3 separate regions of the Homo sapiens genome follow, and regions 1 and 3 are each linked to region 2. The links are chromatin loops, found by intact Hi-C in ENCODE. Cell type or tissue: Panc1. All regions are shown on one strand. Region 1 overlaps PAX5 (paired box 5). Region 2 overlaps PAX5 (paired box 5). Region 3 holds the start of LINC01627 (long intergenic non-protein coding RNA 1627).

The links. Peaks named below come from ENCODE experiments on the same cell type or tissue, not always from the same donor. Only the 100,000 strongest peaks of a DNase experiment are listed, where the experiment ranks them.
Region 1: a loop joins it to region 2, with 5 times the contacts of the local background. A loop is called at or near these places in 7 of 110 quality-filtered maps.
Region 3: a loop joins it to region 2, with 2.9 times the contacts of the local background. A loop is called at or near these places in 14 of 110 quality-filtered maps.

The regions. Positions count from the first base shown.
Region 1 is chr9:36,972,808-36,980,807 of GRCh38, forward strand. The region is part of intron 5 of PAX5 (paired box 5); the gene reads right to left. Among named protein-coding and RNA genes, the nearest start is that of PAX5, 57 kb to the right of the region's middle. RefSeq lists an enhancer at 7,621-8,000. In Panc1, no CTCF peak of the experiment used is centred here; no DNase peak of the experiment used is centred here.
Region 2 is chr9:36,868,992-36,876,991 of GRCh38, forward strand. The region is part of intron 8 of PAX5 (paired box 5); the gene reads right to left. Among named protein-coding and RNA genes, the nearest start is that of MIR4540, 8.7 kb to the left of the region's middle. In Panc1, no CTCF peak of the experiment used is centred here; a DNase peak (open chromatin) is centred at 4,480.
Region 3 is chr9:37,390,705-37,398,704 of GRCh38, forward strand. It overlaps LINC01627 (long intergenic non-protein coding RNA 1627), which reads right to left and starts at 4,090. Exons shown (of 3, transcript XR_002956875.2): 1 at 3,943-4,090; 2 at 219-382. LOC124902153 (a long non-coding RNA gene) reads left to right here. Exons shown (of 3, transcript XR_007061478.1): 3 at 4,518-5,708. RefSeq lists enhancers at 184-453, 464-513, 5,028-5,322. In Panc1, no CTCF peak of the experiment used is centred here; no DNase peak of the experiment used is centred here.

The DNA.
Region 1 (8,000 bases), 100 kb after region 2:
ACTTGAGGTCAGGAGTTCGAGACCAGCCTGGCCAACATGGTGAAACCCCGTCTCTACTAAAAATAGAAAAATTAGCCAGGCGTGGTGGCGGGAGCCTGTAATCCCAGCTACTCAGGAGGCTGAGGCACGAGAATCTCTTGAACCCAGGAGACGGAGGTTGCAGTGAGCCGAGATTGTGCCATTGTACTCCAGCCTGGCTGACAGAGCGAGATTCAGTCTCAAAAAAAAAAAGAAGAAAGAAAGAAAGAAAAGGAAAGGAAAGGAACGGAACGGAACGGAAAGGAAAGGAAAGGAAAGGAAAGGAAAGGAAAGGAAAGGAAAGGAAAGAAAAGGAAAGGAAAGGAAAGGAAAGGAAAGGAAAGGAAAGGAAAGGAAAGGAAAAACTGTGAAAATAACTCCCAGATCCCATTCCTGTTTTATGCACTACAACACCCCCACCTTACCCCAGGGTCCAGGGCTGTCTCTAGATCGGCCCAGTTTGCTGCTTGTAACCACAGGCCTCTGGCACTGCCTGCATGCCTAGACTTGCCTCCCTTGTGAAGATGGGGGACAGAGCAGGTCCTGATGGTCATCTGCCACAGGAGTACAGAGCTGGGGTGACTGGCAAGATGAAATGATGTGACTTGGGGCATTTTTCCAGTTTGGGTCAAGTGAGTCCAATGAGCTTGGAATTGGCATCTTCAGGTGGCTGCAATGGCTAATTCTCAAAACAACCTATAAAGTAGACACCCACCAAATTCAGACCATGCTAATTTGTAACTTTAAAGGATTATTTCAGGCTGAGAGCAGTGGTTCCTGCCTATAATCCCAGCACTTTGGGAGGCTGAGGTGGGAGGATCACTTGAGGCCAGGAGTTCAAGACCAGCCTTGGCAACATGGCGAGACCCCCATCTCTACAAAAAAAAAATTTAAAAATGGCTGGGCATGGTGGCTCATGCCTGTAATCCCAGCAGTTTGGGAGGCCAAGGCAGGCGGATCACCTGAGGTCAGGAGTTCAAGACCAGCCTGGCCAATATGGTAAAACCCCGTCTCTACTAAAAATACAAAAATTAGCCAGGTGTGGTGGCACATGCCTGCAGCTACTCGGGAGGCTGAAGCAAGAGAATCACTTGAACGTAGGAGGCGGAGGTTGTGGTGAGCCAAGATCATGCCATTGCACTCCAGCCTGGGCAACAGAGTAAGACTCTGTCTCAAAAATAATAATAATAATAAAATTTAAAAGTTAGCTGGGGTGTGGTGGTGCAGGCCTGTAGTCCCAGCTACTTGAGAGGTTGAGGCAAGAGGATTGCTTGAGCCCAGGAGTTCAAGGCTTCAGTGAGCTACAATGGTGCCACTGCACATTAGCCTGTGTGACAGAACAAGACTCTGTCTCTAAAAAAAAACCAAATAATTTTTTAAAAGGGATAGGAAGCCAAGGGATTTGTTCTGGGGCTATGTTAGCAAAACTCCTTGTGCGAGACTGAGAGAGCATTGTCTGTCCCTAGCAAAGAATGAAGTGGGGCTGACATTAGATAACAGGGCTGCAAAGCTCCCCACACCCCCTGTTCTCACCCCGGATAGAGCGCTGTTCAGTGTCAGGCACTGAGCCAAGTTATTTGTGCATCCTTCAGTTTCTTTGACCTTCAGAACATCTCTATGAAGTATGTATTCTTATTCCACTTTACAGATGAGAAAACAGAGGCTCAGAGAGCTTGAGTCACTGAGGTCCCTCAGCTCAAAGTGGCAACGCTGGGATTTGTACCTAGGTCTCTTATCTGCAGATTCAGCACTCAGGACACCTCCCTTTACTCTTCCTGTCAGCTGCTAAGATGAAAGCCCTCAGTTTCCTCATCTGTAAACTGAAAACAACAGTATGCAGGACAATTCGTGGGGCTTTTATAAGGATTAAATGAGATAATCTCCATGACACTTTAACACGGCACCTGGCAGAGAGTTTAGTGTCCAAATAATGCTAGCTGCTGTCATCCTCATTTTCATCAAGAAAACCCTTCCAAGGCTCCCCGGGGACAAAGCCTGAGCCCCCGAGGCCTCGACGACCTGCCCCTCTAGTCAGGGTCACCCCCCACTTCACCCCGCAATGCCATCCCAGCAGGCCGTTTGTCAGCCCTCATGTGTCTCTTCCCCACTGCTCCCCAGTGCCCCTGGACATTCTGCTCCCTCTGCTGGCATGCCCTTCTCTCCTGCCCAGCAAGACTCAGTCTAAAAGCTGCCTCCTCTCTGAAGCCTGCCTCCAAATCCAAAGGCTGAATTCACCACCCTTTCTTCTGGGTGTCCTCAGCACGTTGCATGGGCCACCACTATGGCCTGGATTCTACTCTTCACAAACCATTCTGTGAACTCAGTCCTCTTGGAACCTCCACTTTACAGTTAAGGAAGCTGGCACAGAGAGATGAAGTAATTTGCCCAAGATAACACAGCAGAGCACTTGCACAGCTCCTACATGTGCTAAAGTGAAGTTGGGCACTGTGGCAGACCTGGTACAGAACAGTGGGGAAGCCTAGGCACTCTGAACTCATGGGGGCCCGGGTTCGAATTCCAGAACTCTGTCTCTCACAAGCCCATGATATTTGAGCAATTTCTTTTTTTTTTGTTTTTTGAGACGGAGTCTTGCTCTGTTGCCCAGGCTGGAGTGCAGTGGTGTGATCTTGGCTCACTGCAAGCTCCGCCTCCCGGGTTCACGCCATTCTCCTGCCTCAGCATCCTCAGTAGCTGGGACTACAGGCGCCCGCCACTATTCCCAGCTAATTTTTTGCATTTTTAGTAGAGACGGGGTTCCACCGTGTTAGCCAGGATGGTCTTGATCTCCTGACCTCGTGATTCATCCACCTTGGGCCCCCAAAGTGCTGGGATTACGGGTGTGAGCCACCACGCCCAGCCTTGAGCAACTTCTTTAACTGCTCTAATCCTCAATTTTCTTATCTGTAGAGTGGGATAATAATAGTATCTGGAGTTGACAAAATAATTTAATGAGAATACATGTAAAATACTTAGCATAACCCCTGACACATAGTAAGTGCTCAATAAACGTTAGCTGTTTCCAGAATTAGTATTTTTTTCCCCTGCTAAAGTATGAGCTGAGGGCAGAGCCCATGTCCCATTTACCTCAAGCATAGGAGATGCTAATGAATGTTTGTTGACTGAATTATTAAGCTAGGAAGGCTTGAGGGCTTGCAGGGCTGTATGGCTCAGAAGAATTCAGCACTAGGACAGTCGCTGGTATCATCAGAGAACTCAGGAGTGGCTTCTATTATATCAGTGATCTCAGAGGAGGAAAAAGTGAAACAACTAAGAGTTTATGTCTCGCCTACTTCTAAGACAGATTTGAGGCTGTTCATAGAATTTTGAACTAGAGTGGATGATAAACTACTAAACTCAGTTGAGCTCTAAGCTCCCTGGCAGCATATACCAAAAAGAAAATGCAGCAAGTCATATATTGCTCAGAGTCCAACAACAACAACAAAATGCTGTTCACAGACTCAAGCTCAAACTCATTACAGAGCTTCTATTCTCTGCATGGTGCTGTTTGGGGTGCTTAGAGTGATCCAGAGATGACTAACAACAGGGAGGGGGGTCCTGGAGAAGGGACGATCAGAGCCAGGCCTGGGAAACAAGATGCCAAGGTAAGAGATGGGATTCCGGGTACAGGCAACCAGGTTAAGTTGGCAAACGCTTCTAGGACATCTACTATGAGCCAGGCCCCATGCTAGGGATGAGGGTGGCCAGGCTCTAAATGTCCCTTGGTAGCCTGGAACAAAAACAAATGTTCTGAGTCATTTTCTAAATCCTGTCCTAAACTGGGGCTGCAGACTAAGAAAAATCAAGGTGGCATGGAGGAAAATTTCCACTGAAACTACCATTATTCAGCCATTTGTTTCACTCAATCTTTCTTCTTGGAGAAGGAAAATGCGAAATTGTAAAATTGCCAAATACGTTCAGGTTTGACCAGAGTGAATCCGATTGTGCCGGGTGTTACCCAATGAGTCACAGGCTGTCAGTGTGGGAAAGGCCCCAAGGGCTGGTGATTCCACATTCGAGGATGGCAAACGGGAGGCCAGATGGCAAAGGGATCTGTCAGGGGCCAGACAGCAGATTCAAGGTGAGCTTGGACATGAGGCCTCTGACTCCTGCCTCAAGCCTCCTGGATCCGTTGATCCCTGAGCTACATACTGGGTATCTGGCCCTGCCCTTCCCACCAGAGCTAGAGAGAGCTTCAAGTCTTAGCCCCGTCCCCTACTGGAGGATGAAGACAAGTGAATAATTGCAATGTAGTGCGATAAGTGCTAGGAGCCTGAGAAGCAGACACAGCCCTGGGAGCCTAATGCAAGTGGCCAGACCCTATTCAGAGCTCACTCTGCGAGACACTGTTCTAAGCACCTTCCCTATTGGATCCTCACAAAAACCCTAAGATGTCAAGTCTGTTATTGCTTCCTCCCATTTTACAGATGAGGAAACTGAGGCAGGGGGTTAAATAACTTGCCTAGTCACAAGATCTAAAGATTGGGGGGGTGGGGGGAGGGAAGAAAAAAAAGAGTAACTTGCCCAAGATCACACAGCTAAGAAGTGGAGAAGCTAGGGTCCGAACTCAAGCAGTCTGGTTCCAGAGTCTGCTCCTAGCCCTACACTAACTCACTCCACTTAATCCAGACTAGGGGCAAGTGTAGCCCAAGAAAGGCCCCCTGTAGCCCGAGTCTTTTTTTGTTTGTTTTTTTTGGGGTTTTTTTGTTTTGTTTTGTTTTTGTGAGATGGAGTCTCACCCTGTCATCCAGGCTGGGGTGTGCAATGGCACCATCTTGGTTCACTGCAACCTCCACCTCCCAGGTTCAAGCGATTCTCCTGCCTCAGCCTCTCAAGTAGCTGGGACTACAGGTATGCACCACCACACCCGGCTAATTTTTTGTATTTTAAGTTGAGAAGGGGTTTCACCATGTTGGCCAGGCTGGCCTCCCAAAGTGCTGGGATTACAGGCATGAACCACCATGTCCAGCCTTACCCTAAGTCTTAAGGATGGAGTTAGCCAAAGAAATGCCCAGGGAAGAGGAATTGCATTCCAACCAGAGGGAACAGCATCTGCAACAGCCTGGAGGCACAGAAAGCATGGTGCAGGGGAACGGCTATAATTCAGCATGATTAGAATTCAGGAGTTGGAGGAGGGGAAAGGGAGTGAAGTGTGAGAGGCTCTTCCCTCTCTGTCGAGCTGTTCAGCATCACTATCCATTATCCAGAACCTAATATACACTCTGATATACAAACAGTGCAAATACATTATTGAAGCTCTCATGGTGTTGGTATGAAGAGATGGGATTTCTCTGTGCTAAAATGAATCAAGATGACCTGAAACAAGAGGCAGAAAGGAAGTAATACCTGGTGCATTGCCACAGGGCAAGTCTGTTCTCTCTAATCCATACTGTCCAAGTCCATTACCTCATACAGTAGTCCCTAATTACTCCACCTTACAGAGGGATATGCACACTAATTAGAAAGGATGTTAACCGCCATAGTGAAAATATTCTGAAGCAAATGAAATATTACTAGGAGCAAAAGGGTGATTTGTTTCTGTGAATTGTGCTTTTAAATGAGATCAAAGAATGTGAAAGGCTTCATTTTAATTATACCTGGAAGGACCTGGAAGGGATGCATACATCCCTTTTATGGCCTTCATGCACACAGCAGTCTCTCTCCCATCCCCCACTGCACAGAAATAAATAAATAAATAAATAAAAGGGTTTAAAAATCATATTTACTCTGATATCTTTGCATTACCCCTATTTGAGTTTTTAAATTACTGTCTGTATTTTTTCCCAAGGACGATATAACTAAAAAGAAGGTTCGTATTTGAAGTGTATCTATCTGATCATTGCACAAATGTTTTCAGGAGAAATCACTAAATTTCTCCAAGATGGGTATGGGTTTTGTCATAGATCAAAGTGAGAGGGAGGAAAAAAAAGATAAATCATCAGAGATCCAAAAATACTTTTCATTTGGAGAAGATATCAGGCCATTTCGATGGGGCTGATGGAGTCCCTGTTCTGTCTCCATTACCCGCAGCAGGCAGCCCCAGCCAGGAGCCAACTACCAAGATTATATTCCCCATAAGATGGTCCCCGATATCTATATATATATATGATCTTCAACCTCTATTGATTGACCAATTTCACAAGCAAAGACTGGTGAAATGAAGCTGAAATGAACATCATGCTTTAACTCATTGAACCTATCAGGCCTGAGTTAATCTCACTGTCCACTGTCTCTGATAGAATTCAATTGATCAATCATGTTTCGGTGATAGTACCATTTCACTGGCTTATTGCTTCTTCATTTCAGAGCTTGACCTGTTAGATGTACTCGGACTGGCTCGACTCCTCTTGGATACACAGAGATCAGCCTCTGTCTGCCAACGTGTGTCATCTCCTGTCCCAGTTGAAAAGAACTCAAGAGGCTTTTGTGTATGTCTGTGGTGTGTTTTTCCACCAAACACACACACAGGAATGGTGGATTTATGAGGGTGTGGAACTGAACAAGCACAAATTATAAGAAGGGCTCTTCATTATTCATGGAAGCACAATTATTTCCCTTTTATGTAGTTAAATTGACGTGTTTGGGCTCTGTACCTTATAGGGGCATATTCTTGTATTACACTGGCAAGTGTGCATGCCTAGACATCTGAAAAGGATAACAGCGACAAAATGATAACAATCGCACCCCTCAAATACATATTCCTGTGGCATATGAAACATTCATCAGCTTATCTGATTCTCCTGATAATCTCAGGAGATGGGCAGGAGATTACGATTCCCATTTTGCAGATGAGAAAATGGGCTCAGAGACGGAAAGTGGCCTGCCCAGGGTCACACAGCAGAGTTATCAGGCCAGGTGAGACTGAGAGCCCTGGTGTCTCACCTCCTCAGTGCCTTGTACCCCAGTGAGGCCAATCTCCAGGCAATTTCAGAATTACCAAGCCATTTTGGACAAATCACTTTGTCCCCAGCTCATTGGATGAAAGAAACATCCCCAAAATTCAAATCAGAGAATTCTGGAGCTTGGAGTGGATTCCAAGCCTGTCTACAGCTCCTTGTGCAGCTTGGAAACTGAGGCCCAGAAGGCAATAAACTGTTGCCCCAAATCACCAGGATACTCAGCAGCCTAACAGAGACTTGAACTTGGGTCCCAGGTTCTCAGGTCAAGACTTTTTCCACTTTCTCTCAATGCCTCCCTAATTTATGTCAAAACAATGAACTCCTATCGACAGAGAAGACTTCATTCCCTACTGTCAACATGGCCCAATGCACTGCTATGGTTCCTTCGTGGCATTTAATTTAATTTTCCCAACTCCAAGCCAAGACTATGCTTAGGGAAATCAGGAAAGCGGCTTGCACCGGTGGCTGCCTGAGGGAGGTGGCTCTTGGAGGCACAAGGCTGAGCCCAGCATGAGAGTCTCTGGAGGAGGCCAGGGCAATGACAGTCTGCAAATAAGCTTTGCATCTGCTCAGAGCTGGCAGAGTCTGCAAACACACTAATGGACTTCCCTCTGCCTGTGGGGAGTTGGGGAGAAGCCATAAATAAAGCAGGTGCCTCTGGGGGGAGCCATTGCCGAAGCCAGAGACAGGGCTGGGGATTAGGAGCTGGTTAAGGGTTGGGGGAGGGGCTTTGGGCCACCCACTGCACCGCATTGCACTGCCTCCCAGACAAAATGACAACCCACTTACCAGCAGCCCCAATCCCCACATCCCAGATTCCCCAGTCTCTGTTCCAGTCAGTCCCTTGTCTGATGATATCAATACATTCACAATTCCAGACACAGAAGGGTTGGGGGAGGAGGGTCATACAGTCTAATCTGGCCACAGTGTAGAGACCCTGTTGGAGGGAGATGAGACTGAGGCCCAGGGTCGAGTGGGAGCCCTCAGCCAGGACAGAGCTAACAGTGGGAATGGCTATCCAGAGAAGGGGGCAGGTTCGGGAGGTGATTAGGAGAGAAGGTATGCTGGAGTGAGTGACTCACTGGA
Region 2 (8,000 bases):
TTTGGCCCCATTTGAGAACACTCTCCTTTTGGAAGGCAGAAGCCAAGCTCCACTGGCTCTCACTGCCCTGAGGGCTTCGGACACTGCCAGAAGTTCTCTGGATAGCAGTATCCCAGGTGGAGTGACCCTCAGGGTTGGAGGCAGCGGTTGGTCCAGATGAAGACTGACAGCTGTCAGGGTCTTGGAGACAGGGGCTGCAGATCCCAGCAAGCCGAAGGGAGTCAAACTCTGACAGCCCCAGTAGATTAAAGCTGGGTTTCGGAAAGACTGCAGTAAGTACAGGAGCAAAGCACATCTCAGAACCTTTGTCTTCATTGTTCCTGCTCTGCCTGAAACACTCATCTTCTCCCTCCTCACTCCACCTCCCACTGGCTAACATATGTTTCTCTCTCAACAATAAACCTGAAAATTGTCTCTTCCTAGATTCCTCCCCTGCCCTAAGGGCAGCACCAGGGATGTCTTGGAAAGCTTTAGCTGTGCCCCTATTCTTTGATGTGTTTTCTCAATCTTAGCAAAACTCTCTGCAAAAGCACCCTCAGACATGCCTCCCACCCAGCCCTACTGTACAGAGATTCCAAGCCCCTCTGTGTCTGACATCCCCAGTCTAGGCTCCATCCCCCTTCTCTGTGTTCCCAGAGTCCCTGGGCTTGCCTGTTACCACAACTGGCCCCCATAGCCCCTCACAGATTTGCCTGACAAGGGTCATGAGTTTTGATCTTGTATCCTTAGGCTACTACCTGGCACATGTAGATGCTCAATAAATGTTGGAAGGGAGAAGGAAAGGAAGGAAGCGATAGTGGATGGATGGGTGGATAAATAGATGGATGGATGGATGAATAGATGGATGGATGGATAAATGGATGGATGGATGGATGGATGGATAAATGGATGGATGGATGGATAAATGGATGGATGGATGGATGGATGGATGGATGGATGGATGGATAAATGGATGGATGGATGGATGGATAAATGGATGGATGGATGGATAAATGGATGGATGGATGGATGGATAAATGGATGGATGGATGGATGGATGGATAAATGGATGGATGGATGGATGGATAAATGGATGGATGGATGGATGGATGGATAAATGGATGGATGGATGGATGGATGGATAAATGGATGGATGGATGGATGGATGGATGGATGGATGGATGGATAAATGGATGGATGGATGGATGGCCACTGCAACCTGATCAGCTCAAGGCCCCACAATTATTTATTATGTTCAATACATTTCAACAGGCTCTCTCCCAAGCCCCTTCTTCTAGGACACGGAGGCCCCTTTCCATTCTACCCCACAGCACATCATGCATTAAATGCCCTATAATAATGATACTTTTCACTCTAAAAACACAAAAAGCTTATTTTTATAATTTTACTTTTGAAATTATTTGGCCACAAGTAATCTAATTGATGATTAGCTATGAATACTCTGCAACTGAGGCACAAACTTAGAAATTCTTTTAAAGGAACAAAATCTAATCTAAAAATGGTTTTTAAATGTAATGAAATTTTTGTAAGCCCTAAATTTAATAGTTAATGAAGTTAACAACAATGTTACAATTTGTAAACATTTACTATGACATTTATTAATGTCAGTTTTCTAGTTTCCTATTTTAATTTTAGAGGTAAAAGGAGCTTTGTTTGGGCCTCAGATTGTTGTAGATTCCTAAAAAGCTCCTGGGACTTTAGCCCAGGGCCTCTCCAGGGCCCTGCACTTTCATTTAGGATCCTGTGGGAAGTCTTGGCTGGGACACCAACCTCATCTTCCAGGAGCTCAAGTCTGGTGGAGGTAGAGACGCACTCGTAAATAATGTGATAAAAAGTAAAAGAAAAGGGAAGGAGTGCATTGGGCCCCAAGCCCCTCAGATTGCTGCTGCCCAGTAGAAGAAGGGGCTGGTCTGAGCCCTGGACACTCCTGCATAGGGTGCCCTCAGGGCAGGGGCTGCCTGGCCCAGGCTCCTCCTAGGACTTCAGCCTCTCCTTCCCATCCTACCTCCAGGTAAGCCAGGCCCAGAGTACTTTCTCCCTGTTTGCCCCCAACCAAGACTCAACCACAAAACAGAGGGAATTGCCACCTGCCCTCTTGACAGGCCTTTTGGCAAGCAGTGCTACTGGGAGGTGCCTGTAGCAGCGTGGCTTAAACCCCAGGCCTGGCGTCAGGCTGCTCTGCCACCTGCTGTGTGGCAGGGGCTGAGGATGGCTTCTGCTGCCACTCCGTGGGCCCTGTGCATACCCGGGCTGCAGTCCTCGTCCAGTCCTCGGCGTTTATCTCCTGGATTCATGCCCACTCTGTCTCTGGTCAGAATCTGACTTGGTCATCAGGAATTAGGATAAGAAGGCCTAAGGTTCAGCAAGGCCACTGTCCTCAGGACACCCTCACTTTGGGCTGTGTACGTCCAGGCTCCTCTCTGCACTAATGGGGGACCCCTAACCTCTCAGGGCTGGGAGAACCTTTAAGCCCTCCAGGCCCACCTTGACCCTGCATCAGCCACCCAACGCTTAGCCCTTCCGCAAATGCTTCAGTTTCTTCTAAAGCAAATTCTGATAGCATTCCCCTTCATCTCCTAAAAAGCCATCACAGCCCAGTCGTTTTGTTTGTTGTTTGTTTTTAAGAAACACCATTAGTAGAAGGACATCAGGAAGAAATTGTAAGTCAGGATCCCAAACACATGTTCTCACATACTCATGACCAGGTTGGTGCAGTTGGATCTGGGGCCTGCCAACCACCATCAGAAGGAGCTGGAAACTGGGGAAATCTAACAAGTAGATTCAGCCCAGAGCAGCACCAAAGCTGTCCTCAGCCCCTGGCTCTGAGCTCCCCCAGCACTGCACACTTCCCAGGCGGGCCAGTGAGCACCGGCTTTGGACAGGGCACTCTCCCAGCTGAGACTCTGCTTCTCAGCTGTCCTTGCAATGGGGTTGTGAGAAATAAGAATGTTTCCCAGCACCTGTGAGCCTAGGATATTCTCTCTCCCCATCTCCATGCTCCCAAAAGGGACACTTTGCTTTCAAAGATGGAACAAATGATGGTGATCTTTACTACCTCTCTCTCACCCTAAGATTGCAGATTCCAGTCTGGGAGCCCTCCTCCCAGGTGCACAAGCCCCAAAAGCCAGCCCTGGCCTGCCCCAGCAGTTTCTGGGCCTTCCCGATCGAGACATGGGAGCAGTGTGTAAGGTTAACAAGTCCTCAGGCTCTTCTCCTTCAGTCCAGCCCTTGGAAGTGATTACCAGATTATACATGACAGCCCAGGGCCACTGTCTTATTATTCACAGCCCCAGATCTGAAGGGAACTTGGAAGCACTTTCTGCTTGCTTAGAACAGAGGTGGCAGGGCTTAGGGAGCCCTCCAGTTCGGTCAGGAGCTGTTATGAGCAGGGATAAACATCACTGACTTAGAAACCTTGAATGGCAGGAGCAGAAAACCCCCTGGGGTGCATTCAGCCCAGCCTCCCCAGGCCCTGCCTCCTGCTTTAAGAGAGAGCAGGGAGTCCCAAGGTCATGTCTCAAGGTCATGCTGTGAGTATCTGGCAGCTAGAATCAGAACCTAGGTCTCCTAAATTCAAGTAGGACCTTCATGTCCCCAGAGTCCTTTCCATCTCTGAGGCTTTTGTAATTCTTTTCTTCCCAAATGCAGGCAAGAGCTGAGAAAGCCTACATGTGTGTATCAGTTTCTCCTCACTCCCAGCATCACTTCCGTGCAGGGTTCCTGGAGCTTTAGTCACATAGACTGTCCAGACCACCTCATTCTAGACCCCTCGTCCCCCCACCCTATGAGGGCACAGGCAACAGGCAACCCTGGCTCTCCACATCTGCCTGGGCAGAGCCTGCCCTCTGCAAGGCTATTGGATGCTCAGCCTCATGCCCAGAGGTTTCCAGGGCTGAGGTGTGGGTGTGACTGGGACCCTTCTTCCCTAGATCCAGCCTTCCCTTCCAGCTCATCTCCCACCAGCCCCACAAGGCTTTGGTCACTCCCAGCTCCCTCCCTGATGCCCATGTTCTCTGGTTCCCCTGGGGCTTCTCACGCACTGGTCCCTTACCCAACAATATCCCTCCAGCTTCACAGACTGGCAAACTCACTCTTCAAGGTCCAGCTCAAATGACCTCCTTTGAGAAGTCTTCCCTGATTTCTCCCACTCCACCCCATTGCCTCAGCAGACTCAGTGGTCCCCCTCACCTGCATTTCCCCACACTTTATAGATTCCTAGGTCTTAGCTCTTAACATTAGCACATCAGGATTTTTTTATATCCATCTCTCCAACTAGACTGTGAGCTCCCTGAGGGCAGGGGCTGTGTCGGCAGCTCCACCCCTAGCCCACAATTGGCACCAAGGGTCTCTTAGGAAATGTATGGAGAATGAATGAATGAACAAGTGAATGGCCACCTGCATTTCATCGTAGCTGTGTCTAGGATTCCCCAGGGTCAAGTCTGTGTTCCTGCTGTGGCAGAGTGACTGGAGGCCACCAGAGGGCAGCAAAGAGTCAGGAACGAGCAACAGGTGTGCACCCCAGAGGCCAGGGCCAGGTTGGCAAAGGGGTGGCGTGCCCAGGCCAGAGAGCTACCAGGAGCCCCAGCAAGGAGCTTAGAAAGAAAGTCAGGGGTCAAGGGAAGTTAGTGTTAAGAACAAAGGCTGTTCTTTCCCTGAGCAAACGCTCCCTGAGCCTGATGCTTAGGTCACGGAGGTGCCTGGAGAGCACTGGTCCTCTCTCCATCTGATGCTCAAATCCCCACCACCAAGTTCTCACCAGTGTCCGCTGGACCCTCCCAAGTCTGCCCATTCCAATGTCTTCAGTACTAATCATAGGAAAGGTTCTTGATACAAGGCTGGAAAAGGTGGCCCTCTGAATCCTGTTCACTACTCCCGGCCATGCCTATGGAACTGGGCAGTATATATTTTCTCCCTGTTTCACATGCTTAACCAGACCCAGAGAGTGGAAATGACATGTCAGATGGCACAGAGGTCCTGGCTGAGCTGGGCCAGGATGCTGCCTGGTACTGCGGCCCCCACCCCTAAGCCTGCATGCTTTGCACAGAGCAGGCCTGTAGGGCAGGCAAGACGCAGAATCAGGGGTGGGCTTGCCAGACCACAAAAGAAACCTTCTCCTCCCCGCTCCAGAACCTCAATACCCTTCCTATCTCACACAGGCGGTGTCTCCGTAACTACACAACCATCGTTTCAAACAGTAGCAAGGCAGGCTCCGAGAAGTCACAGAGCTCCTCTGTGGTCACACTGCTAATAATGGTGAAGCCACATTCTTGCCAAAGCACCCTTCGCTTCTCTTGGGGCATCTGCATATTTCTGTCTGGACTGGCCCTCGCCCCATGCTCCTGGGGTTCATGCACCTGTCTGCAGAAGGCCTCATCTGCATGTCTGCTTGGCCTCCAAAAGTTGCCAAGCTCAGATCCTAACCTTGCTGGCCATCAGCCTCCACTCAACAGGCTCCCCTCCCTGCCAATCCTACTTGCCTGGCCTGGGCTGGACTCCCACCCCTGGGAACCCACACCAGCCACTAGGCTTAGCCTTCTGCCCTACCGCAAAGCCCCCATCCTCCTCTCCAGATAGCCAAGCACACATGGTTCCCAGCCCAGCTCCAGGGCCACCTTTGCCAGAATGCCTTTCTCAGTTGCACCAACCACAGCTGCCTCTCTGTTTTCTGCAGACCCACTGTATTCGGAGACTGCCTGACTCCTACTTGGCAGTGCTCTCATTTCTGACTGGATTCTTCTCTAGTTGGCTTTCCCATTGATCCACAGGCTCCAGGAGGTATGAGCTCTGCTGGAGAGCTCTTGATTTGAGCGTTAGCATGCCTGCTAGGCTTCTCTGTTCACCGCCCTATCCAGCCCAGGCCCCTGTGTAAATAATAATAGCAATAATAATGAACACTTATGTGCCACTCCATATGTGCCAGTCAGAATTCTAAGAGCTTTTATGTATATTACATCACTTAATGCTCACATTTATTATCAGTATCCCCATTTTATACACGAGGAGGAAACCAGGGCCCTGAGGAGTTATGTAACTTGCCCCAAGTCACACAGCTAGTGAGAAGCAGGACTGTGACTCAGAACCAGGGAGTCTGGCTCAGGTCCATGCTCTTAACCACCCAGCCTCCCACTGCTTCCCCATGTGGCGGCCACTCTAACAGCGCTACCACTCCCAGCCCTGGGTCAGCCCCAGCCTCCTTGGTTGCATCACCCCAGCCCCCAGACTCAGGGCCACAGCAAACCTAGCGAAGCTCTCCTTGGCAGCTCGGCCTAAAGTTCTCCATTTTAATTTCAGCTACTGTGTCCTGAGTGCGACTAGGTGCTAGGCACTGTGCCGGGAACTAAGGACACAACTGTGAACAAAACAGACATAGCCTTGATTATTGTACAGCTCTTACATACCATACAGACCTGAAGAGAAGCCGGAGGGGAACGAGTAAACCACACACTAAATGACTTCAGCTGGGCTTAGTGCTGCACATGAAAAGAGCAGGAAGCTCTGGGAGAGGAATGATAGGGGGTCCTGGTTCGGAGGGTATGTGGCAGGCAGAATTGTGGCCCCCCCCAAAAATGTCCATATCATAAGCCCTAGAACCCATGATTATGTCGGATTACATGGCAGAGGGGAATTAGGTTGCAGATAAAATGAAATTAGCTGTCCTGAACATGGGCAGATTATCCTAGATATCCAGGTGGGTCCAAGGGAAACACAGAGCTCTCTAAGTGAATGGGGGAGGAAGGAGGGGCAGCCGGATAAAGACTCAGCCCAACATCGCCAGTTTCGACAAGGAAGGAAGGGGCCAAAAGCCAAGGAATGCCGGCAGCAGCAACAAGCTAGGACAAGAAAGCAAATCATTCCCTCCTAGCACCTCCAGAAGAAACAAGCCCTGCAGACACCTTGACTTCAGCCCAGTGAGACCTACTTCCAGAATCAGAGGGAGAAAAGTGTCTGTTGTTTTAAGTCACTCATTTGTGGTAATTTGTCACAGCAGCAACAGGAAACTCAAATATATTTGGTCACTGGGGAAGGCCTCTCTATGGAAGGGAAACCCAGATAGGTGAGAGGGGACCAGGCAAGCTGGGCAACGAGCAGAGAGGGGCTGAGCCCTTTAAGCAGAGGAAGTTGCAGGTGCTGAGGTGGGAAGGAGCAGGCCCCTCTCACTCCCCCTGTGGTGTTCAGTGGACCCTGTGCCTTCCCGGCCCACAAGGCTGCGCCCACCTCTCCTCTGGCCTCAGGCCCCCACTCCACACTGCACCCTCACCTCCTACTTCTTTAAGAAAATAAAAGCCATCAGTTTAGTGAGTGCCTCAATTGAAAGGCATCTAGAAATGATGTCCATCAATCCATGGCAAGTACAGTGCCCAGGCCCACAGGGACCCCACCTAGTGCCTTTGTGCACATTGTTCTGGTGGGCCATGAGGGATGGGGCACCCACCGGTTCCTCAAAGATAGCAACCTTTTTTTCTCAGACTTACTAAAGCCAAAGGGCAATGAACTCCCCTTCCTTTTTCCTCTAGCCCAGAATTTGTCAGAATTTCAAATGCCATGTCGATATCTGCAACCATGTTAAGATATTTGCAACCATGTTAGGTTGCAAAATATCTTCAGGCAGGAATCAACTGGTTACACCAATCAAGACACTATGAAATCTTTGGTGCAAAATTTTCGGCATTTTCTGGGACTTGATGGAAATAAAATTTGAAAACTGTTTCCTTTCTAAGCTGATATAAGATGCTATATTCGCTTTCTTCAACATAACTGCTCTGCAAATGGTGATGCAGAGTTTACTGAATCTGCAAACCCTAGAGAAGACCAGAAGCTATGTTTTGCAGACATGGGGATGCCCTGGAGCCGGAAGGAGCAGACAACTCTGATGATGGAATCAGAAATCAAGCTGAACATGAGTCCAAGCTAACAAGCAGACATTTAGTAAGGAAAAACATGACATCCACTTTTTCAGGCTCTGCAGTGTGGCTGTGGAAGCATAGCCCAAGGCAAGCGTG
Region 3 (8,000 bases), 520 kb after region 2:
ACCATTAAATAAGATGTACCACATTTTAATTTGTTTAAAATTTTTCTCTTATAACACTTGTGTGAACAACTTTGGTGGAACCTTCGCCTTTGAGATCAGGAAAAGCAGCGTTTCCCACTCTCAATCAGAAACCCAAGGTTAAGTGAGAAAATTGAGCCCAAGTGTCCCGAAGGCCCTTTAGAAGCAGCGCCACCTGCAGACCTTCCCGAGTTCCTCACCTGACCGAATTCAAAGGTGTCAGACCAGGAGTCTCAGACCAACTCTGAGTCCAGCTGTTGAAATCACTTTCAGTATCACTTTCCGTCTCTGGGCTTCAGTTTCTCCATCTATAAAACTGCAGGGTTGGACTAGAACAGTCTTTCTCAAATGATGTCACTCTGGTCTAAAAGCCAAAAAGATGCCAGTGACCACCTTCTTGAAAGTATTTTTATTGATTGATTGACTGATTGATTGAGACAGAGTCTTGCTCTGTCGCCCAGGATGGAGTGCAGTGGTGAGATCTCAGCTCACTGCAACCTCTGCCTCTCAGGTTCAAGTGATTCTCATGCCTCAGCCTCCCAAGTAACTGGGATTACAGGCATGTGCCACCACACCTGGCTAATTTTTTGTATTTTTAGTGGAGATGGGATTGCACTGTGTTAACCAGGCTGGTCTTGAATTCCTGACCTCAAATGATTCTCCCACCTTGGCCTCCCAAAGTGCTGGGATTACAGGTGAGAGCCCTCGTGCCTGGCCTATTTATTTTGAGACAGGGTCTCACTGTGTCACCCAGGCTGGAGTGCAGTGGTGCAATCATGGCTCACTGCAGCCTTGACCTCCCTGGGCTCAAGCAATCCTTCCACCTCAGCCTTCCAAGTAGCTGGGGCTATAGGCAAGCACTACTATACCTGGCTAATTTTTTTTTATTCTTTCTGTATTTGTAGAGATGGGGTTTCACCATGTTGCCCAGTCTTGAACTACTTGGCCCAAGCGATCCTTCTGCCTTGGCCTCCCAAACTGTTAGGATTATAGGCGTGAGCAACCACGCCTGGCCTGAAAGTATTTTTAAATGCATAAGAAAAAGACAAAGCAGTTCCATATCATTCTAACTGCTCGGCGGTGATCCACCTTTTAGAAATGGTGTGCTAGGAGCAGGGGTCACGGCGTGAGAGGCTGCCCGTCCGGCACCTACGAGGGCGATGTCAGACTCGGGAATCCAGGCACGGGCAGCACATGAGGCAGCTATCATAACAAGGCTGAGGATGATGGCTGGTCTCTGTTCGGTGTCTTGTCTTGTAATCCCAACATGTATTTGTGACCTCGCTCAATGTTCATTGTCTGTTAAATGCACTACACAAATTTAATTCCCATGGTCTGTGGCTGAGCAAAGGAGGTTTCAAAAGAAAATTTGTGCATTCTAGTTCATGAGCTCTTGCTGTTATTTTTAAAGAGCTCCATGGAACAAATGGGTGGACTCCAAGCACCCTTTGAGCTCTAACAGCCTAGAGAAGAGGTGGGAAGGGGGTGCCTCTTTTCTCTTCCCCAGCTGAGTTCAGAGGTCAACAGTCCTCACAGCTGGACATGGGCAGGGTTGCCCAGTAGCTTAGGGGTCACTGGTCATAATGGCATCCTGCATGGCAGAGACCCTGGGAGTAGCATTTTCGGCAATGTTTGGGTTACAGACCTCCTTCCGAGTCGCCTGGAGAGGTCTTTCCCGCCCTTTGTAGTGGATGTATGATTTTGTTTGCAAGCGTCCTTGGGAGAACCACTCCTCCCACAGCATGAGGCTGTTAATCCTGGTGGCTTCTTCCTCCAACCCAGGCCCTCTGAGGAGCACTCTGCCCCACCCCTCGGCACGTGATTGGTTCAGAGGCAGGCATGTGACTCAAGAAGCCAATAAGAATTCTTTTCTGGGATTGTTACTTTAGTCCCTGGGTGAAAGGAGGACTCCCCTGGATAGAGCTGTCTTGCTGGGACGTTCTCTATCTGTCTGCCCACCACCATCTTTCCTAACTCATAGAAGAAAGCGAAGCAGAGAGGCAAGAGATGGGGGGGGTGGGGAGAGGCGGGGGGAGAGAGAGAGAGAGAGAACTGACAAGGCTGCTTGAGCCCCTGCATCCAGCTATGCCTGCTTCCCCTCAGACTTCCACACTTCAGGAGCCAATGAATTCCTTGGTTGCCTAAGCTACAATGAGTTAGGTATCTCTCACTTGCAACCAAGAGTCCTTTAAGGCCCACTCAACAGGGCTGCCATATACAGTGACACCCCTTCGCTTACACAGTACTCAGTCTTTTCAGATGAATGAAGTAAATTGTTCAGTCATCATCTCCTCTCAGAAGCCTTCCTTGATTTCCCTATACAGAACCAGTCACTCCCTAATCTATGCTTCCAGGAATCTTGTAAAAATATACACTGTGGCCCAAGTCCCTCTGTGTATTTATGATAATATAAATTGAATATAAGAATATAAATTGAATATTCAATTTATATTCTTACACACATGCTTGTCTCCCCATCAGAGTGGGAGATCCTTGGGGTAGAGACTAAATCTGATTTATCACTGTTTCCCCCGTACCCAACCAAGAAAGTGCTTAGGTGTTTATTGAGTGAATTATAATCAAATCTCACTACAACAAACAATTGGGATGTCTCATCTAATTTGTTATTAAGAAAATTCTCACCTGAGTGGGTGGCTCACACCTGTAATCCCAACACTTTGGGAGGCCAGTGTGGGAGGATCACCTGAGCTCAGGAATTTGAGACCATACTGGCAACATAGGGAGACCCTGTCTCTACTAAAAATAAAATAAAAATTAAAAAATTAGTTGGTCATAGTGGCACACACCTGCGGCCCCAGCTACTCGAGAGGCTGAGGTGAGAAGACGCCTTGAGCCCAGGAGGTGGAAGTTGCAGTGAGCCGTGATCACACCACTGCACTCCAGCCTGGGCAACAGACAGAGACCCTGTCTCAAAAATAAAAAGAAAGAAAAGAAAAGAAAATTCTCAGCTGAGCACTGTGGCTTATGCCTGTAATCTCAATATTTTGGCAGGCCAGGGGCCTGAGGCTGCTTAAGTCTGCTGACTGGCCCCAGGTCACACACAGTGAGTCTGGGTCCCATAGGGACCGGACGTGCTGACCTCTGTGGAGCTTTGCGCCCAATCACCCAGAGGCAGCAGGAGGAGTTTCTTTTTTGTTTTATTTTGTTTGAGACAGGGTCTTGCTCTGTTGCTGAGTTCAGAGTGCAGTGGCACAATCATAGGTCACTGCAGCCTCAATCTCCTGAGCTCAGGAGATCCTCCCACCTCAGCCTTCCAAGTGGCTGGCACTACAGTTGTGTGCCACTATGCCTGACTAATTTTTTTTAATTAGAGATGGGGGTCTCACTACATTATTGCCCAGGCTGGTCTTGAACTCCTGGGCTCAAGAGATCCTCCCACTTTGGCCTCCCAAAGTGCTGGGGTTACACATGTTAGCCACCATGCCCACCTCAATCAAGATTTGTTTCTTTTCTTTTTTTATTGAGATAGGATCTCACTCTGTTGCCCAAGCTGGAGTGCAGTGTACAGTGGCATGATCTTGGCTCACTGCAGGCTCTACCTCCTGGGCTCAAGGGATCCTCCTACCTCAGCCTCCTGAGTAATTTGGACTACAGGTGTGCACCATCAGGCCTCGCTAAATTTTGTTTCTTTTGTTTTGTTTTGCAGAGACAGGGTCTCACTATGTTGCCCAGCTTGGTCTCAAACTTCTGGCCTCAAATGATCCTCCCACCTTGGCCCCCAAATCTGTGGGCTACAGATGTGAGCCACTGCACCCAGCCTCGAGGTTTGTTTCTTAAACTATCACCCTCCAGGGGCTGCTCTGTATTCATGCACCTTCATGCATTTGGCTCTGGGCTCTACCCACCTCCCCTCACCCCAGATTCTGCCAAGCTGGTGCTTAGGACAGTGGCCCTCCCACTTACGCTGAGGCCGAGATCTCTGACATGTTTGTGGGCCTCACTTCCCAGGTGCCTCCCAGCCCCACATGAGCTGTCTCGTAGGGCCAAGACAGCACTTTTGTATGGGGGTCTGTTTCAGAGGCACAGATGGCTCCAAACACGTCTTCTGCATCTGTAAAAGATAACAGGTGTACATTTAAAGAAAGGAATTCATACATATTTAATGATTTAGCTTAAGCAACTGGGCAAATATTCATTTTCTTAAGGTGGTAATACATAATTAACTGATAATAAAATTAATTGGGTAAAACAGTCTAAAAATAATGCAGTACTTATTACATGAGGGAATATAACTGCATTGAAAGAGGTTTAATTGTTCCAGAGACTGATGAGTCCCCAAAAGCAGCAAAGGGAAGAGGTTTTTCCACCTTTGGAATAAGGGCTCTGAGTGGGCGCTTCCTGTTCACCCTGTGGGAATAGGGTGGGAATGGAGGGTGGAGAGGAAGATGGTTTCTTGCAATTTAACAGCTTCACAACGGGTTTAGAGAGCATCCCAATGTCTACTCCCAACCCTAACCACACATCTTCACCCCTGCCAGGTCAAAAAATACAGAAAAGAAAGAATCTACCACAGATACCCTTTTATTAGATCAGAAGAGAGAAAGCTTGTAGACGCCTCGTGAACTCACCCCTTCCACTGCGAAGTGCCAGACCCTGGGCTGGACACCGTGGGAGAGGCCAGCTGGGCAAGTCTGTCCTTCGGGGAGGTCTGGGGTGTTTGGGGAAGGGAGATAGGGACACACAATCCTCACAACAACTGCAAAAAGAAGTGTGAGCACGTGGGGGCAGAGGGAGCGTCAGTCAGACGGGAGGTGATCGGGACTGGAGAGAGATGTCCCAGAGGAGGTGGCTTGGGCAGGTGGGCTTTGACTGGCGTCTATGGGAGAGGAGCCCGTAGGAAGAAGAGAGAGCAGGACAGCTGGGATTGAGTTGGGCTGAAGCCGGACCGGGGAGGGTGTGGCAAGAGATGAGGCTGAACCGGTGGGCTGGAGGAGGGGGTCCCAGGAAAAGCAGCTCTGGTCCCACCGTCAGCCCTGCCTTTTATTATTAATCTCTCTTGTGAATTCAGGTGGGAAAAGGCCTGCTGAGAGTAGTGCCAGAATTCACAGGAGAAAGATTCTGTAATTTCTTTGAGCTCTGTGACTCTGGACAAAGTATTCAGTATTAATGCAGTTGACCATGACGTCTTCTGTGTGCGCGACTGACAGACCAAATTACCTTTCCTTATCTCCTGGCGAGAAAAAAGGACCATTTTCTTGACATATTTCATAATCATTTCACCTGCTTGCCCCCTATGGAGAGCGCCGGTGACCCGGCCCCCTCCCCTCCCACACAATGCAGGAAGTATGTCATCTAATAAGCCCAGTTTCTAAAGAATGTTTTTAATCTTGGAATAGTGAGTGTGATTTTTGATTGTATTTTTAATTCTCTATCTACTTTTTTAAAAGCACACGCTTTTGTTCTAATTCTCATCTTAGCTCATCAGGGCCAGGAGGAAGCGTGGACATCTTCCATTCCATGGATCTGCTTAGCATTTGACAGGTGAGGCCCAAAGAGAAGGCATGGGCCAGGACCCCTTAGGGCAGCTGGGGGCACACCAGGAATTCTGGAGTCAGGGCTCTATGCCCTCCATGCCCAGTGGGCACCGTTCTCTAGGTGGTGCCCCAGCCCGGTAACTACAAAACCTCAGAGCATTTTTTTCTAATTGTGGTAAAATACACATAACAAAAAATCTACATCTTAACCTTCATTTTTTTTTTTTTTTTTTTGAGATGAAATTTTGCTCTTGTTGCCCAGGCTGGAGTGCAATGACACGATCTCGGTTCACTGCAACCTCTGCCTCCTGGGTTCAAGAGATTCTCCTGCCTCAGCCTCCCAAATAGCTGGGATTACAGGCACTCGCCACCGCTCACTGCTAATTTTTTGTATTTTTAGTAGAGACGGGATTTCACCATGTTGGCCAGGCTGGTCGCAAATTCCCGACCTCAGGTAATCCACCTGCCTTGGTCTCCCAAAGTGCTGGGATTACAGGCGTGAGCCACTGCACCTGGCCACATGGGAAATATTTATGATATTAAGTATAAAAAGCCGATTGTGGCTGGGCACGGTGGCTCACGCCTGTAATCCCGGCACTTTGGGAGGCCAAGGCAGGTGGATCACGAGGTCAGGAGTTCAAGACCAGCCTGGCCAACATGGTGAAACCCTGTCTCTACTAAAGATACAAAAAAATTAGCTGGGCATCGGGGTGCATGCCTGTAATCCCAGCTACTTGGGAGGCTGAGGCAGGAGAATCGCTTGATTCCGGGAGGTGGAAGTTGCAGTGAGCCAAAATCGTGCCACCGCACTCCAGCCTAGGTGACAGAGCTAGACTGTCTCCAAAAAAAAAAAAAGCAGATTGCGTAGCCAGGTGTGGTAGCACACACCTGTAATCCCAGCACTTTGAGAGGCCAAGGTGGGAGGATCACTTGAGGCCAGGAGTTCAAGACCAGCCTGGGCAACATAGCAAGACTTGATATCTACAAAATATTTAAAAATTAGCCAGGTATAATGGCACATGTCTATAGTCCCAGCTACTCTGGAGACTGAGGCAGGAGGATCACTTAGCCCAGAAGTCTTATGCTGCAGTGAGCCGTGATCGCACTACTGCACTCCAGCCTGGGTGACAGAATAAGACCTTGTCTCTAAAAAATAATAATAATAATTAATTAAATTTTGTAAAAAGCAGGTTGCAAGTTGGTATATATAGAGAATGGCTCCCACTTACATGAGTAAATATGTAAATGTCAGTGGGTATTTGCAAGGATATTTACCACAATTTGACCAATGGTTATTCCTGAGTAGTAGAATTATGGATGGCTTTTTCTATTTTCTTTTTTTAATGAAAAATGAATAAAATAAAAGTTGTCCTGCTAGGGCTACCATAACAAAATACCACAGACTGGACTGGGTGGCTTAAACAATAGAAATTTATTTTCTCACAGTTCTGGAGTCTGGAAGTCCAAGTTCAAGATGCTGGCAGGCTTAGTTCTTCTGAGGCCTCTCTCCTTGGCCTGCCGACAGCCACCTTCTTGCTATGTCTTCCCACGGCCTTTGCCCTGTGCACACGTGTCCCTGGTGTCTTTCTTCTTTTAAGGACATCAGTCATATTGCGTGAGGGTCCCACCCTTGTGACCTCATTTTACCTTAATTACCTCCTTAAAGACCTTGTTTCCATATACAGTCACATTGGGGTTTAGGGCTTCAACCTATGAATTTTGGGGAAACACAATTTAGTCTATAACAAAAGTTAGTTTGAAAAGAAAAAGAAAGTAGGCCGGGCATGGTGGCTCATGCCTGTAATCCCAGGAATTTGGGAGGCCAAGGCGGGCTGATCACTTGAGGTCAGGAGTTCAAGACCATCCTGGCCAACATAGTGAAACCCCATCTCTACTAAATAAATAAATAAATAAATAAATAAATAAATAAATAAATAAATAAATAAATTAGCCAGGCATGGTGGTGAGTACCTGTAGTCCCAGCTACTCAAGAGGCTGAGGCATGAGAATTGCTTGAACCAAGGGGGTGGAGGTTGCTGTGAGCTGAGATGGTACCACTGCACTCCAGCTTGGGCGACAGAGCAAGACTCTGTCTTAAAAAAAGTAAAGCTTGTTAAAGCAGTGCTCTTACAAAAGGACACACACAGTTCTTAGGATGAATTTTGTCAGTTTCACCCAACAGTTAATTTCTGTGCTATGCAACCTTTCCCAGAGCTTAGAAAAAAGTTAAAAATTTTCCAATTAATTTTACACACTTTGCATAACTCCAATACTAAGACTTGATTTTTAAAAGAGCACAAGATAAAGTGTATCTATCTAAAATCAAGAATCAACATCATACTAATGATAAAACACTAAACCCCGTCTAGAGGAGTTTGGATTAGAGTCAGAATGAAGACAAGGGTGTCAGTTAGGTATCAGCAATGCTAGCTGCTGTGAGGAACATAACTCCAAACCTCAATGGCTGAACACAATGGAAGTAAATTA